2 separate regions of the Homo sapiens genome follow, and region 2 is linked to region 1. Evidence: read pairs that join two places in POLR2A ChIA-PET (ENCODE). Cell type or tissue: PC-9. All regions are shown on one strand. Links, peaks and the distances in the headings refer to the core of each region. The heading gives the core; the rest is flanking DNA.

The links. Peaks named below come from ENCODE experiments on the same cell type or tissue, not always from the same donor. Only the 100,000 strongest peaks of a DNase experiment are listed, where the experiment ranks them.
Region 2: POLR2A ChIA-PET joins it to region 1 with 14 read pairs; 1 of 35 experiments calls an interaction of 5 or more read pairs at or near these places.

What each region holds. Positions count from the first base shown.
Region 1 is chr11:74,277,283-74,285,025 of GRCh38, forward strand. P4HA3 (prolyl 4-hydroxylase subunit alpha 3) reads right to left here. Exons shown (of 13, transcript NM_182904.5): 8 at 2,106-2,170. Among named protein-coding and RNA genes, the nearest start is that of P4HA3-AS1, 30 kb to the right of the region's middle. In PC-9, for the core only: no CTCF peak of the experiment used is centred there; DNase peaks (open chromatin) are centred at 1,739 and 3,489; H3K27ac peaks cover 1,232 bases.
Region 2 is chr11:73,954,669-73,958,668 of GRCh38, forward strand. It overlaps DNAJB13 (DnaJ heat shock protein family (Hsp40) member B13), which reads left to right. Exons shown (of 8, transcript NM_153614.4): 2 at 3,649-3,752. Among named protein-coding and RNA genes, the nearest start is that of DNAJB13, 5.6 kb to the left of the region's middle. In PC-9, for the core only: no CTCF peak of the experiment used is centred there; a DNase peak (open chromatin) is centred at 1,713.

The DNA.
Region 1 (7,743 bases), core at 2-4,001:
GGAAGACAGACATAAATGCCTAATTACCTATGCATTCCTCATGTTAAGTCTGCCCAGTCCACTTTGTTCTCTACCTCAACAAACTCACAGCATTGAGATACAAAGAGGAATAAGACAAAACCCCTGCCTTCAAAGCTGCTATGGTGTAGAGACATCTGAACAGAGGGACCCGGGTACAGTGGGAAAAGCTTGTGATTTAGAGAAATGTGACGAGTCCCTGATCCTCTGTGATCCTAAGTCAAGTATTTAACCATTAACCTCTCTAAGGGTCAGTGTGTTGTCTATAAAATTGGGATGATAATAATATCTACTTCACAGACTTATAAAGATTGTGAGAGGCAATGCTTATGAAGACACTTTGTGAACTATACATTAGTGTTACTTTTAAACACAGGAAAATCTCTGCTCTACTGCAAGACAAGCCAGGATAGGGCAAAGGCCAAACAGCAGAGTTCAGTCTCTTTTCCTGAATGTCTTGTTGAGGTTCTGACAAAGTGGCAACTTTGGAATCAGAATTTACGTCCCTGGGAAGTGAGAAAGTGCTCCCTAAAGCCAGTGGGTCTCCTGGGGAGACGATAAGGCTCTGAGGGAACAGCCTTGGCATGATATGGAAGACCATTTCTTTGCTCTTTGCTTTTGATGGATTAGTGTGTTCATTCTTTCAAATAGAGTGCAAGCAGAGTGCTATGCCACATGCTCTTAGGTTACAGAGATCCCCAAGACAGAGCTATTGCCTTCTAAGAGCTCATGGATTATGGGGGAAAGGACAAACACAAATATAACTAAGAACAAAGTAAGGTACAGTGAAAAATTGAGAAACAGACTTTAAAGTGCTGGGAAGCACAGAGGAAGGAGAAGTTCATTCCAGTGGGGCACTCAGGTAAGATAGTGACATTTAAGCCAAATTTTGAAGAGTGCATAAAATTTCAATAGATGGAAAAGATGTAGGAGTATTCCAGCCTGAAGAAACAGCATAAGCACAGACATGGAGGTGTGGCAATAAATTATGAATAAGGAGATAGGAAGAAGTAACGGGAGATACAGCTGGAGAAGCAGGCTCAGGGCATGACATAGAAAACTGAAAACACTGTGATATGGAATCTGGACTTTATGGATAATGGGTACTCAGTGAAGGTGTGTGAGCAGGAAAATGATTTGGCAATTAGAAGTTCCCTGGTGACCTTTGGGAGACCAGCTCCAGCGAAGTTGTGAGGACAGAACCAAAAGTCAAAGAGTTGAAGAGTGATGCAAGTGGAGAAAGAAAGTAGTTTCTTGTTCGGAAAAGGGAAGAAAATACCACCTGCTCCCCTGGAAGCAATTAACCCAAGGCTGAATTTTCTCTCTGACACTAGAATATCAGAAAGGTTAGAAAAAGCAATGAGGCTGAGGTCATAGGGACCTTCCATAGGTTAGAGAATAACTACTAATATGAAAGGCCCTTAATGTACCAGACCAAGTAAGTTAAGCCAAATGATTCTGAATCACAGCTTTCATCACTCACCTCCCTTCCCAGACAGCACAAACTGATCTCCATCCTGAGGTCTGGCCTCCCCCCAAGGATGCTGACGTCACTGTCTCACATGTCTTTGGTGGATGTAAGTAAAGGGCTGCAGTGGGGGGTGGGCAGGGCTGGAGGGGTGGGATAAAGCTGGGCTCTCACAGCTGAATCTGCTCCTCTACAGAAGCCATCAGGGCCAGAGTCTATTTGTCCTTCTGGTCTCATTCTTGGCAAGTCATGCTTTCAATATGAGTCAGGAGGTGGGAATGGAATCTTGTAAAGTTAAATTACAAATGTGGACAGGACTGTATCTTCTGGAAAAGCAATCCTGTTTAGGAGAACAACTATAGACATATTTTTTGGTTTAGGGCAGAGGAGCTCTTCCAAGTCTCTCTCGAATGGCCTTCTAGTTAAACCCTCAGATGATCTAACAACCTGGGAAAGGGGAGTGGAAACTTCACCCTCTTAAAAAGAATGTACAGCTATAAACGTGAACTAGGGATTCTCCACCTCTGGAGGTCCCTGAATGGCTGTTGCTGACTGGCAGTCAGCTATGCTACGGCCCGAGGGTGGGCAGCAGGTATGACCAAGGAAGGGCCCTTCTTACCTTTTGCTGATGCGGTACTCCACTTGTAACTGCTTCTCCCCTGATGCCACCACTGACCTCTGTAGCTGGTGGGAAGAATGTAAGACAAAGTCCAAGTGGTTATGATGCAAAAGGAAAGTTTTGTCACTTCCACAGACATATTTCTCTCTTAAGCATCAACATAACAGATGCCAGTTCCTCCTTAATTAGAGGACATTTTGCATGTGGGACTAATTTAGTGACAGCTATCAATCCTGAAAATAAAAGATCATAAGTGACCAAAGATCGTAGAGTTGAAAATAACCTTTAACACTGTGTCTAGTCGACAGTAAGCACTCAATAAAAGTTTGCTGAGTTGAATTTAACTGTTATTTGAATCCCTTTTGTATCTGTAAGACTGTGAGTTAGGTAAGAACAGGGGCTATTTCTCATTCGTCTTTGTTTCCCAGGGTCAGGCACAGGGCCTGACCTATGGTAAGCACTTCGTAAGTGTTTGTCGAATTAAATGAACACCTCCAGCAACAGGAAACTCTCTACACTCAGAGGCAGCCTGCTCCTTTTGAATATTCTAATGAAAGCCTTTCCTTACAGAGAATCAGAGTCTGTTTTTGCTACAACCACTTTTTTAAAAAATTGATATATAATAGTTACAGATGTTGAGGGTACTTGTGAGATTTTCATAGCTGCAACTGCCTTGATTATGAAAAGACAACAACAGTTTTGATAACACTAGTTTAACTAAATGCCTCTCTTTTGTTCTGAATGTCTAGGTATAGCATTTAAATTATTATTATTATTATCTTTAGAGACAGGGTCTTGCTCTGTTGCCCAGGCTGGAGTGCACTAGTACGATCATAGCTCACTACAGCCTCCAACTCCTAGACTCAAGCAATCCTCCCACCTCAGCCTCCCAAATAGCTGGGACCATAGGCACATGCCACCAAACCTGGCTAATTTAAAAAAAAAATGTTTTTGTAGATACGGGGTCTTGTTTTGTTGCCCAGGCTGGTCTTGAACTTCTGGTCTCAAGGGATCCTCCCACCTCGGCCTCCCAAAGTGCTGGGATTACAGGAATGAGCCACCATACCGGGCCTAAATTATTTTTAAATAAAGTGTCTCCTAATTGCAAAATCCAGGGACAGAAAGAGAAATATTATTTATTTATATGAGGGTAAACATGTCTACTTCTGCCTCTGTCATCAGAATGTCAGCTCATGAGGGCAAGGACTTGGCCTTTTTTCAGTGCTGTATCCCCAGGGTCCATTCAACACCTGGTGGTGGAGTAGGTGCTTAGTACTGGTTAAATAAACAAATGAATGAAATAGGGCACTGCCCTTAAAGGTACTCACAGGGCTCAGACCCAGCTCTGGTGCTTCACAGGCAGGCAGAGCAGTGCCTGGGGCAATGAGCTACACAGACAGAAGCTCTTTCCCTTCTCTGAAGCTTCCATAATGTCATTGTCCCTCCTGCTAAACCAGATAGACAGTCTTGGAAAAGCCTCTTCCTTTCCTTGGGCCTGTTTCCCCATCTAAATTCTGCACAGCAAAAGAAACTACCATCAGAGTGAACAGGCAACCTACAAAATGGGAGAAAATTTTTGCAACCTACTCATCTGACAAAGGGCTAATATCCAGAATCTACAATGAACTCAAACAAATTTACAAGAAAAAAACAACCCCATCAAAAAGTGGGCGAAGGACATGAACAGACACTTCTCAAAAGAAGACATTTATGCAGCCAAAAAACACATGAAAAAATGCTCACCATTACTGGCCATCAGAGAAATGCAAATCAAAACCACAATGAGTTACCATCTCACACCAGTTAGAATGGCAATCATTAAAAAGTCAGGAAACAACAGGTGCTGGAGAGGATGTGGAGAAATAGGAACACTTTTACACTGTTGGTGGGACTGTAAACTAGTTCAACCATTGTGGAAGTCAGTGTGGCAATTCCTCAGGGATCTAGAACTAGAAATACCATTTGACCCAGCCATCCCATTACTGGGTATATACCCAAAGGACTACAAATCATGCTGCTATAAAGACACATGCACACGTATGTTTATTGCGGCATTATTCACAATAGCAAAGACTTGGAACCAACCTAAATGTCCAACAATGATAGACTGGATTAAGAAAATGTGGCACATATACACCATGGAATACTATGCAGCCATAAAAAATGATGAGTTCATGTCCTTTGTAGGGACATGGATGAAATTGGAAATCATCATTCTCAGTAAGCTATCACAAGAACAAAAAACCAAACACCACATATTCTCACTCATAGGTGGGAATTGAACAATGAGATCACATGGACACAGGAAGGGGAACATCATACTCTGGGGACTGTTGTGGGGTGGAGGGAGGTGGGAGGGATAGCATTGGGAGATATACCTAATGCTAGATGACGAGTTAGTGGGTGCAGCGCACCAGCATGGCACATGTATACGTATGTAACTAACCTGCACAATGTGCACATGTACCCTAAAACTTAAAGTATAATAATAATAATAATAATAATAATAATAAAAGTTTGGGACAAAAAAATAAAAAATAAATAAAATGCAGCTTATGAACAACATGTGCTTGCGAGTTCCTCTCACATGTGGCTCTACAATCTTAGGAAGCAGGAAATCAGAAGGGGATTGATGTTGCCTCCATCCATTGTCCCTGGTGTCCTGTCCTGAGCCATTTGTAGAGGAGAAACTCATAGAAGAGAGATGCTCCCTTCTGTTCTTTTAGGGCAAAATCAATGGTTTAAAAAAAAAAAACAAAAAAAAACCCTAAGGAATCCCCCCCATCCCAAATTAAGGAGTCACCTTATATTTATTTCCTGTAACAATCATTAATTGTCTACCTACCAGTCACTCGTTTTTTGGAACAAATATTTATTGGTTGTTCTCTGTGCTAAGCACTGTGCTAGGCACTGGAAAAACAATGTTAATCCAGACAATGTCCCTGCCCCTAAGACATCTAATGGGGCCATAATAGGCAAGTATAGAATGCCATGGCAATAGAAAGAGGGACACATAGCCCATTCTTATGAGGGACAGGGAGTCTTTCCAGGATGTCCACAAGACACACTGGAATCATACAGGTGAGAAGTCAAGGGCAGTTCGTTCCAGGCAGACAGAAGAGTGTGCAGCTGGAGCGTCAAGTGCCGGGGGAGATGTGGTAGAAGGGGTTGGCAGCAGCCAGGCCATGGAGACTTGTAAGCACTCAAAGGCAAAAGTGACCCAGTGAAGAGTTTCAGCAAGGGCTTGAGTGGTCAGACCTGACCTTTTAAAGATTTACTCTGGCAGCAATGGGAAGAACATGGGGCAAGGCATTTGCAGAAAGATGATGCCTGCTAGTTTACAGTCTGACTGGGGAGACAGGATGCTGACCCAGGAAACTGTCAGTGATGTCAAACAACACATAAATGGCAGAATACATTTAAAAATTAAGTACCAAACAACCAGTGAGAAAAAGCTTAGAGTTCAGAGGAGGAATAGGTAATTGTATATGGCTCCAAAAAGTGCTCTGAAAAAGAACCAAAGGAGGCCAGAATGATCAGGGCTAGCGGGCCCAGCGAAGGTGCAGGGCTTCAACTGAGTCTTCAAAGATGGGCAGGATGTGGTGAGAGAGAGAAGTGATGAGTGAGTGTGCTTTGGGAAAGGGACAGTGACTAGGAAGCAGAGATATTCAACACAAGCCACTGAGGCATCTGTCTTCAGTTCCCATGGGGAAGCCACTACCATGTCAGTCCAGGGCTGATTCCTGGGAGAGCCACAGACCAGACAGGCATCAGCAGCCCCAGAGAGACACTTCTAGGGGAAGGAAGTGTGCCAAGATCTGTGCATGCTAAATGGACGACATGGCCATGAACATTTAAATCAACGTCTCTGGGTGGGTCACTTCTCCCGTTACCATGGCAACAGGGCTGTTATAAGGAAAAAGCAGCTGCTGGCCAAAAGCTACTACTGCTGGCTCACTGCAAAGCTGAACCTGTTTGCTCCAATTCACCAGTGGGGCTTAATTATCTCAAAAAGCTTCTGTGCAAAGATTCTAGACTTTCCTGGAGGGGCTTTTAGATGAAATGATGATTGCCCCTCTTCTCCCTCCAATCCATGTCTGCTGTTACAGTCTTCCTTAAAAATCAGACATGATCATGCAACTCTCCCATTAAAACTGTCCAACAGCTCTCCTGCTGCCTACAGGATAAAATCCAAACTCCCCGGCATGGCATTTATAGCATCTGCTAATGGTGTCTCACATCTAGCTTCATTTCCTATCACCTCTCGCCCCCATCCCTTGCACACTTCAGCCACCAAGCTTCTGCCCAGTCTCTGAACATACCACATATCAGGCCCTTGCACATACTGTTTTGTCTTTCTGGAATACCCTTTGCTACCTTCTTTCTCTGATAGATGTCACCTCCACAGTGAAGCCTTCCCTGATTCTTCCTCCCTTCCCCATCTCTTCTTCACCCAATTGCCTTTTCTTTAGAGGAAGCCTTGCTTTTTTATGTGCATAGCACAACTCTCTGCCCACACCTCTATGATAGCATGTATCATAGTGTAGTGTAAATATTTGTTTTTCTCCATTGTGCACTAAGTTTCCAAGAGGAAAGAACCAATACTTCATCTCACTGTAAAAGCCCAGCACCCAGGCCAGTGTCTGGCACACAGTGGGCTCTATTCTGTTGACGAATGACTAATGGCTGCCTGGATGAACTGCACATGTTAAGGGCACAATGTCTGGCTTGACAGAAATAATTCTGAGACAATATCTTTAAAGAGGCAACATGCTTATAGAGGTGCATTTTTTCTTGTTAATATTTAGCACACTTCCTAGGGGGAGGATTAAATGTCCTCTTCCCATTGACATCCAGCTTGGCTTGGTGACTTGCAGTGCTTTCCCTGTGGAAGAATTAGAACCTTGCTGTTAACTGCAGTAGTGCCCACATGCTTTGCTCTGACCAGTGAAACATGGGTGGAAGTAACATCTGGCACTTCCATGCAGAAGCTTTATGAACCAGCTCATGTTTGCCATTTGTCTTTTTCCTCTTCCATGAGACTGGCAATGTCCCATACAGAGGCTGCTCTGTCAGGCTGGGTCTCCAAGTGAAGACAGTGGGATGGCTTCAATCAAAATTTAATCTAATCATGATTGTAATTTAATTTAATCATGATTGTAATTTAATTATAATCATAATTACATTATAACTAAATTTTTCCTTAAAACAGCCCTGTTGCCATGGTAATGGGAGAAGTGACCCACCCAGAGATGTCTATTTAGTCATTCATGGCCGTGTCGTCCATTTGGCATGCACAGACCTTGGCACACTTCCTTCCCCTAGAAGCATCTCTCTGGGGCTGCTGATGCCTGTCTGGTTTGTGGCTCTCCCAGGAATCAGCCCTGGGCTCACATGGTAGTGGCTCCCCCATGGAAACTGAAGACAGATGCCTCAGTGGCTTGTGTTGAATATCTGCTTCCTAGTCACTGTCCCTTTCCCAAAGCACACTCACTCAACACTTCTCGCCACATTCTGCCCATCTTTGGAGACTCAGTTGAAGCCCTGCACCTTCGTTGGGCCCGCTAGCCCTGATCATTCTGGCCTCCTTTGGTTCTTTTTATAACGAAATTATAATAATGATTGTAACTGAATTACA
Region 2 (4,000 bases), core at 1-4,000, 320 kb before region 1:
AATAAGGCTGGGCACGGTGGCTCATGCCTGTAATCCCAGCACTTTGGGAGGACGAGGCAGGAGGATCTCCTGAGGTCGGAAGTTCAAGACCAGCCTGGCCAACAAGGTAAAACCCTGTCTCTACTAAAAAAAATTAGCCAGGCGTGGTGACGGGTACCTGTAATCCCAGCTACGCGGGAGGCTGAGGCAGAAGAATCGTTTGAACCTGGGAGGTGGAGGTTGCAGTGAACCAAGATTGAGTCATTGTACTCCAGCCTGAGCAACAAGAGCAAAACTCCATTTCAAAAATAAATAATAAATAAAAATAAATAGAGTGATTAAAAGAACTATGTAGGTTTCAAAAAGCAGTCCTTAACCCTTCTCCCCTGCAATAACTCTAAGTCACATGTATGACATGCTTGCTCATGGGATCACCTAGATATTGATCAAAAAAAAAAAGAGCTAAACTTATATAAGGAAGAAAAACATCATGATAGTTTATAATTGCCCAGGATTCATAATTGCAGCGTTCAAGCTGTGATTTCACCCCTTTCTCTCCCACTCAGGAAAGCAGGTGAATGAGAGTGATGTTATTGCAGGGATAATTTTGAAACCACTCAAATTTATATGAAAAACTAAACCTTTCTCAAACCTTGTTACTTTTTTTTTTTTTTTTTTTGAAACGGAGTCTCTCTCTGCCACCCAGGCTGGAGTGCAGTGGCAGGATCTCTGCTCACTGCAACCTCCACCTTCTAGGTTCAAGTGATTCTTCTGCCTCAGCCCCCTGAGTAGCTGGGACTACAGGTGTGTGCCACTGTGCCCGGCTAATTTTTTTATTTTTAGTAGAGACGGGGTTTCACCATGTTGGCCAGCCTGGTCTCGAACTCCTGATCTCAAGTGATCTGCCTGCCTCGGCCTCCCAAATTGCTGGGATTACAGGAGACTGAGATGGGCAGATCACTTGAGGCCAGGAGTTTGAGACCAGCATGGCCAACACGGCAAAAACCCGTCTCTACTAAAAATACAAAAATTAGCCAGGTGTGGTGGTGGGCACCTGTAGTTCCAGCTACTTGAACCTGGGAGGCGGACAATGCAGTGAGCCCAGATCGCGCCACTGCACTCCAGCCTAGGTGACAGAGTGAGACTCTATCTCTAAATAAATAAATAAAAATAACTGACTGTGACCTTTATAATTGAGAAAGGCTGGTTTGGAAGGCTGTGACAATTGTCTTCAAGTCTCTGAAGGTAGATATTCTCTCTGTAAGGTCCCCAGGGCACAGCCAGGACCCTTATGGATGGAGGGGCAGTTGCAGGACCACAGATCCAGCTTCCTGTCCGCAGTAAGAGGAGGCATTGCCTAAAAGTCAGAGCCATGCCACAGTGAGATGGACTGTCCTGCAGGATGCTTAGCATGTATCATTTATTTACTCACTCCTGCTCAGTGCCCAGCACTGGGGCTAGAACTGGATGCAGCAACTCCAGGACCTCCCAGTCTATTAGACAGAGGAGTCAATATACACCTGGAACACAGCACTGCTGAGGACAAGGATCAAAGGTGCTGGGGACTTGGGAAGGGGAGTCTAACCTAGAAAGGAGGCTAACAATCAGGGAAGGTGCCCTGGAGGATTTGGCACCTGAGTCGAAAGTTGAAGGATGAATTAAAAATTGCCCAGAGAAGCTGGGAGGAGCTGCAGAGGGGTGAGTCATGCAGGAGAGGTCAAGGGAGCAGCAAGAGAGAACAGTGAGTGAGGCCAGAGGGAGAAGCAGGGGCTTGGATCTTAGAATGAGACATCCGAGTTTTATGCTGGAGACAATGGGGAAACCAGTGAAGGGTTATGCCAGGAGAGGGACCTGGTCAGAAAGTATTTCAGAAGGCTGGGCGCTGTGGCTCATGCCTGTAATCCTAGCATTTTGGGAGGCTGTGGTGGGCGGATCACCTGAGGTCAGTAGTTCAAGACCAGCCTGGCCAACATGGTGAAACCCTGCCTCTACTAAAAATACAAAAATTAGCCAGGCGTGGTGGCTCGCGCCTGTAATCCCAGCTACTTGGGAGGCTGAGGCAGGAGAATCGCTTGAACCCAGGAAGCAGAGGTTGTAGTGAGTAGAGATTGTGCCATTGCACTCCAGCTTGGGCAACAAGAGAGAAACTCCATCTCAAAAAAAAAAAAAAAAAAAAGTATATGTCTGGGCTCAGTGAATTTATGATACCTTGGAGAGGAGATGGCAAGTAGGCACTTGGAGGTAGTCTTTGGCTCAGGGAAGTGGTCTGGTTCGGGATGGAGATTTAGCTGTGAGAGACAGAAGCCTGCCTCTGGAATAAGAAGAGAAGCTGTGGAACTCTGGGGATGGCGGCGAGGCGGGTGTGGGCACTAGAAAAGCGGGTGGAGGCAAGGTGGGGGGTCACGCCTGGGCTGAATGACAGGCGTCTGTGCTGGATGCTTCCCGTGCAGCCCTCCAGACCCACTCCCCACCCTTCCTGCCCTGCTGCGCTCCGGGAGGCTTCCTTGCCCTCAGCCTTCCACATGGAGCCGGCCCAGGGGAGCATCAGGCGGGGAGATGGGGAGGGAGAAGGGCAGGGCTGCGGCTTTATTCCCCAGTTCTCCTCCTATGGGGTCTCTTCAGTCAGCTGTGTCGCTTGACAGAAGGTCACAGCTCCGCTGAGGGCCCTGTCCACACACTCCAACAGACCCCTCGGGGTTCCTGGCCTGGGAAAACTGCACTCCGCTGTCCCTGGCAGTCTCCCTCCGCTCCTCCAGCACCTGGGCGAATGGTCCCTTTATTAAGCTCTCCACAAACCACCCAATCCGCTCCATCTCTCCCCCACCCCGGGTCACTGCCGATACATATTCTCAGACGCTGCGATGTCTGCCCTTCAGAAACAGGCCAGCTGGTACGACTTGTATCAACCCTCCCTCCTCCAGGTGCCGCAGACTCGCCCTTTAACCACCCGTTGAAGTCAAATGAGCCGTCTTCAGCAGAGATTTTCAGGCAAATAGCAGAGGACTGGGCAGGAACAGAAGTGGGGAAAAAATGAGCAGAGAGAGGGTGGGGGCGGCACAGGAACCGGACGGGCACTGAGCGCCTCAGCCATGCCCGCTGCACACCCAATTGTAGCTCATCCTCCCAAGATGCCTGTGTGTCTGCTCCGGTCCTCTAAGAAGCAAACAGGATTAGATGAGCAGGAAATGCACCTGGAGAAACCGTGAAGTATGAAGGGAAGGGAGCAGGGGCGCGCACAGTACAGCCTGACACCTGCGAGTGGAGACAGGGAGGGGAGGAAGGAGGGAGAGTGCAGCGAGGCCCGGGGAGCAGCTCAGCCAGCCTCTGGGGAGCCCTCGCGCAAAGCTTGCCCGTTGGAGGAGTCCTGTGTCTTGCAGGAATGGGCCAGCCCTGGTATCCCCACCACACGTAAGCATTGAGGGCAGCTCAGGGGCAGTTGCTTCAGCTCAGATGCCCAGGGGGGCAGCTGCTGGAACTGTCGGTCAACTGTGCTCCCCGCACCAGCTACTCTTCAAGAGCTGAGCAGTGCACCTCCGCAGCCACCACAGCTGGTGAAGTCACCCCGGATTTATAGCTAGGCAGGAGTGAACAGAGTGCCGGCTCTGAACTCTGGTCCGCCCTCAGAAACAGACCAGCTGATAAGACTTGTATTAATTCTCCCTCTTCCAGGTACCGCAGACTCGCCCTTAAGCACCACCCGTTGAAGTCAAATGAGCCGTCTTCAGCAGAGATTTTCAGGCAAATAGCAGAGGCCTACGACGTGCTGAGTGACCGTGAGTAGGTGTGGGGCTGAGCACCCCGCTTGATTAGGATCATTCCTTAAGTCTCTAGACTGTTGGGTTTTCTGAGGGGGCCCAATAACGAGGAAGCATCCTTCTTCCCTGCCTAGAATCTAGACACACAGAGAAGACAGAATACGGACCCGCCTTTCTCAGTAGAAGCAAGCTGAGGTGGAGGACGTGGGGTGTGGAGCCCAGGATTACACTGACTCGCTCATCCTGGCAGGCAGTGTGGGAGCTGG